Linked DNA regions of Homo sapiens: region 1 is linked to region 2. Evidence: chromatin contacts called from ENCODE Hi-C or POLR2A ChIA-PET data. All regions are on one chromosome and are shown on one strand. The core of a region is the stretch at or near the end of the contact, and the rest is flanking DNA. Distances in the headings are between cores, read along the strand shown. Region 1 has its middle 39 kb from the start of RIPOR2. Region 2 overlaps RIPOR2 (RHO family interacting cell polarization regulator 2).

The links. A loop is a pair of places that touch in the nucleus more often than their neighbours do. ChIA-PET counts read pairs that join two places held with the same protein, here RNA polymerase II (POLR2A). Pooled maps may share reads with other maps.
Region 1: a loop to region 2 is called in a pooled map, with 5 times the contacts of the local background. The contact joins two enhancer-like sites. A Hi-C loop is called at or near these places in 1 of 168 maps with a recorded cell type or tissue (PC-3) and 8 of 50 pooled maps. POLR2A ChIA-PET finds 5 or more read pairs at or near these places in 9 of 52 experiments (CD4-positive, alpha-beta T cell, H1, T-cell and 5 more).

What each region holds. Positions count from the first base shown.
Region 1 is chr6:24,973,325-24,976,024 of GRCh38, reverse strand. It overlaps a transcript of RIPOR2 not described here. Among named protein-coding and RNA genes, the nearest start is that of RIPOR2, 39 kb to the right of the region's middle. Within about 2 kb of position 1,309, at least 4 of the 41 ENCODE cell types and tissues checked have a DNase peak (open chromatin) inside an H3K27ac peak, as active enhancers do.
Region 2 is chr6:24,882,524-24,885,223 of GRCh38, reverse strand. The region is part of intron 1 of RIPOR2 (RHO family interacting cell polarization regulator 2); the gene reads left to right. Among named protein-coding and RNA genes, the nearest start is that of RIPOR2, 52 kb to the left of the region's middle. Within about 2 kb of position 1,368, at least 6 of the 41 ENCODE cell types and tissues checked have a DNase peak (open chromatin) inside an H3K27ac peak, as active enhancers do.

The DNA.
Region 1 (2,700 bases), core at 60-2,559, 91 kb before region 2:
TCTCTTTTCAAAAATTTTTAACTCTGGCAAAATACACATAAAATTTAGCATGTTGATCATCATTAAGTGTATATAGTTCAATAGTGCTAAAGTATATTCACGTTGTTATACAACCAACCAATCTCTAGAAGTTTGTTTTTTCCCAGCTTTACTGAGGTATGATTGATAAATAAAAATTATATATATTTATATATTTAGGGTGTACAAAGTGATGTTTCAATATACGGACACATTGTGAAATGATTAGTACAATCAAGTTAATTTACATATCTATCACCTCACATAGTTACTTTTTTTGTATGCTGAGAACAATTGAGATTTACTCTCTTATCAAATTTCAAGTATACTATGCATTATTATTACCATTATTTTATAGATGGAGTCTCACTATATTGCCCAGGCTGGGCTTAAACTCCTGGGTTGAAGCAATCCTCCTGCCTCAGACTCCCGAGTAGCTGGGACTACAGGTGTGCACCACTGGGCCTGGCTAACAATACATTATTATTAACTGTAGTCACAATGCTGAACATTAGGTCTGATAACTGAATATTTGTACCCTTTAATCAATGTCTCCCCTTTTCACCATCCCATGCTTTTCTGAATTTTCTGTTCATCTGTACTTCTCTTGCATATTGTGTCGTTTGCCTAGTTTTTTACCGTGCTGTACATCTTTTTCTTATTTCTTTATATTTGTTTATTTGATTTGGAAGAGTTCCTTATTAAAGTATATTTCCCATTCTCTGTTATACATGCTGTAAATATCTCTACATTCTTTGTGTTTAAACTTCTACAATTAAAAGTTAGTAGTTTGGTGAAATTTACAAATGAAGATAAGTAGAGATTCATTATTTATTTTAGCTGTATTGAGATTTAATTCACATACCGTACAGTTCACCAATTTAAAGTGTATAATTCAATGGCTTTTAGTATATTCACAGAGCTGTACTACTATCACCATGATCAATTTTAGAATATTTTTATTACCATTAAAAGAAACCCCATACCCATTAGCAGTCACTTCCCACTTCTCCTTTCACCCCAGCTCCTGGCAACCACCAGTCTACTTTCTGTCTCTGAAGATTAGCTTATTCTTTACATTTTATTTCCATAAACTCATACAATATGTAGTTTTTTGTGACTGGCTTCTTTCACTTAGCATAATATTTTAATGGTTCATCTATGCTGTAGCGTGTATCAATACCTCTTACTTTTTGTTGCCAAGTAATCTTGCACTGTATGACTATACCACACTTTATCTATTCATCAGTTGATGAACAGTTGTTTCCATTTTTGGCTATGATGAATAATGCTGCCACAAACATTTGCATACATGTTTTTGTGTGGACAAATATCTTCATTTCTCTTGGGTATATAACTGGGAATGGAATTGCTGAGTGCTATGGTACCTTTTGAGGAACTGCGAAGCTCCTTTCCAAAGCTACTGCACCATTTTACATTCCCACCAGCAATGTATAGGGGCTCCAGTTTCTCCACATCTTCCTCAACGCTTGTGATTATCAGTGTGTTGTAGCCATCCTGCTGGGTGTGAAATACTCTCTTGTGGTTTTGATTTCCATTTTCCCTGATGACTAATGATGTTGAACATATTTTATAATTTCAATTGGGTTTTTTTGTTTGTTTGTTTTTTGGTTTTGAGACAGGATGCTGCTCTGTCACCCAGGGCTGGAGTGCAGAGGCACGATCACGGCTCACTGCAGCCTGGAACTCCTGGGCTCAAGTGATCCTCAATAACTAGGACCACAGGTGCTCACCACCGCATCCAGCTAATCTTATTTTTTTCCTTGCAGAGAGGAGGTCTCACTATGTTACCCAGGCTGGTCTCTAACTCCTGGGCTCAAACAGTCCTCCCACCTCTGCCTCCCAAAGTGCTGGGATTACAGGCATGAGCCACCACCCAACACAACTTATTAGACTCAACGAGCACATGTGCAGGATTGTTACATGAGTATATTGTGTAATGCTGAGTTTTGGGGTACAATTGACCCAGGTCACCCAGGTAGTGAACATAGTACCCAGTAGTTACTTTTTCAACCCTTATCCCTCTCCTTCTCTCCGTCCTCTAGTCATCCCAAGTGTCTATCATTCCCATCTTTATGTCCATGTGTCCCCAAGATTTAGCTCCCACTTATAAGTAAGAATATGTGGTATTTGGTTTTCTGTTCCTACATTAATTCACTTAGGATAATGACCTCCAGCTGCATCCATGTTGCTGCTAAGGACATGATTTAATTCTTTTTTTGTGGCTGCATTGTATTCCATGGTGTATATATACCATATTTTCTTTATTCAGTCCACCATTGATGGGCACCTAGATTGATTCCATGTCTTTGCTATTGTGAATGGTGCTGTGATGAACATGTGAGTGCATATGTCTTTTTGGTAGAAGGATGACTTTTTTTTTTTTTTTTGAGATGCAGTCTCACTCTGTCACTAGGCTAGAGTGCAGTGGTGTGATCTCAGCTCCCTGCAATCTCTGCCTTCCAGGTTCAAGCTATTCTCCTGCCTCAGCCTCCCAAGTAGCAGACGCACGCCACCACACCCATCTAATTTTTTTTTGTATTTTTAGTAGAAACGGGGGTTTCACCATGTTGGCCAGGATGGTCTTGATCTCCTGACCTTGTGATCCACCCGCCTCAGCCTCCCAAAGTGCTGGGATTACAGGCATAAGCCACCAAGCCC
Region 2 (2,700 bases), core at 119-2,618:
AAAAAACCCAGAAATAGGTACCACTTCAAATTTTACGCTGTTATTTCTTACATGAAAAATTGTCTCCAATCCGCTTTATGTATACTCATGTTATCTTCAATTAAATTGTTAAAATTTTTAAAAGCAGAGCTCAGTCTTAGGTTGTCTTTGGATCTTGGACAACACATAGCATCCTGCCAGCGCTGAGCATATAATATATACTTAATAATTATATTGATTGATGGAGTCTTAGAAAACACGGAAAGAAAATTATCATATCACTTTCCAGAGATTCTGAAAATTAAGTTTCTTTTTTTCAAGTGAGTTAAAACTAAGTATTCATTATAATAATCTGTGGTTTCTCAAGCACTTTGCCTTTTGTAAAGCACTTCGTCGTTTTCTCTGTGTTTTAAAGCAGAAATCCAGCCATCTACAGAGATGGTGGAAAGTCAGTCTACATGTCCAAGTAGTCTCCTGATTGTTAGATTGGATGAAGCTTTGATTTCAATTGAACCTTACAATGCTTGCCTGTTAAAATGGGGAGGAATTACTTCCTTTACTCTACAGATACAGTGTGAGGTTCACTGAGTTTAGGACTTGCCCAAAAGGCCAGTTAGAACATCTGGCCCTGGTTCTTCCATCCCCTTGCTGAGGAGTGAGGCTCTGTTGAGTTGTTCTACACTTTTTTTTCATCCGTTCACGTCAGTTGTCTTAGTCAAGCAGTGTATCACACATGCATTCATCACTGGGTTAGCAAACAATGTTGACAACTGAGAAGCAAATATTAGCATTACTTTGATTTCTTAATTTATTTATTTTTATTTTATTTTATTTTTGAGATGGAGTCTCGCTCTGTCGCCCAGGCTGGAGTGCAGTGGCACGATCTCGGCTCACTGCAACCCCCACCTCCCGGATTCACGCCATTCTCCTGCCTCAGCCTCCCGAGTAGCTGGGACTACAGGCACCCACCACCACGCCTGGCTAATTTTTTGTATTTTTAGTAGAGGCGGGGGTTTCACCATGTTAGCCAGGATGGTCTCGATCTCCTGACCTCATGATCCGCCCGCCTCAGCCTCCCAAAGTGCTGGGATTACAGGCGTGAGCCACCGTGCCGGGCCTGCTTTGATTTACTTTAAAGCAGCCATATTTTTTAAAGGCCAATGACATAAATATATTTACTTTTTAAAAAAGATTAGTCAACTGCTCTGTAATAGGTACCTTGTAACCATATAATAAGCAGACGTGTATCTTTAGTTTTCATCTTAAATAATTATTTTGCATAGCAGGCTATTTACATCTGGCCCACATGCCTCTTTCAGACAAGTCAATTATACATCTGCTTTTGACCACGATGTGGGGGAGCATAAACAGGATGGCATTGTTAGGGGAAAAAGAAAGGAAGAACCCAAATCGGGCATGAAGAAATGACTCAGAAAGTGCAGTGAGGGCAGGTGTTACATCTTATGAAGCCTCGCTGGGAGACAGGATCAAATCACGAAAGCAACTCTCAGCTGGTTGCTTACTGATTCAGCTTTTCCAAGTCCTGATTTCTTGGCACTTCCTCTTGCAGAAGGAATGATGACTTTTTCTAGAAATTGGTAGTGATTTTTTTTAAACAGCTTTATTGATGTACAATTCACATACCATAAAATTTACTCATCTTAAGTGGACAGTTTGAGTTTTAGTAAATTTATACATTTGTGCTACCATCATCCATGATTTGCTTTTAGAACACTTCCACCACCCCCAAAACCTCTCTCTGCTTCCTTGCCTGCTCCCGTCCCTGGCCTCAGGCAAACACTTGAATTGATTGTGGAATTTTTTTACTTTTGCCAGCATGTCACCCCAGCTACAGCCAACTGATCTATGGGTCAATTGTCTTGTCTCAGAGGGGTTGGTCTCAGTCTAGCTTATGGAGATGGCATAGCTTTGTAAGTGTGACAACTATTGGTTTCCAAGTTGACGTTTGGCCCCCATGAGAAATGCCTTGGCGAGAACTGAGATATCCTTACTCATGTCATTCAGAAATCACAGATGTGTCTCATATTTTCTATCAGTAAGGCTCTCTCAGAATTGCCTGTTTGTATTCTTAATTCGATAGAAGGTTTGGTTAAATTTTTAAAAAAGGAAAACACCATAAGGGTTAAGACAGTAGCATCTAGCTATTGTATTTTCGTTTTAATTTCATGATGTTTGATGTCCTGCAACTCAAGCATGCACAAATGATCACGTGGTCTCTTGTTTCCCATAGAAAAGCCCTGGTCTCATCCTTGCAGGGGTTTCCTTTAGCCTCTGGCCAAACTGCCATATCTGAAAAATCAGAAATAAAAGGCACATGTAATGCGGACTCATTAGTTTTCCTCTTATTATTCAAAGGAGCACATGGAATATGGGGTAGACTTGAGTATCCTTTTAAAGATAGCTTTGTTAAAAAGCTAATTGATAGCCCCCTCGGCATAGCTTTAAAAAAAGAATCCGATAGAAAAAGCAGGATACAAAATTTTGCATGCAATATGCTCAAATTATTATGCTTTATATGAGAAGGGAAGAGCTAGAGAAAATTTAACAGAACAAAATTCCCCCGGTGGTTGTCTTTGGATGATACAAACGGTATGGTTCTTCTCTCCTTCTCCCTACACTGCCTCCTTTCTACTTTCTGTGTTTTCCTAATACAGGAGAGGGCTTTTGTGCTTGTAAAAACTAAAAATAATGTACTGAATC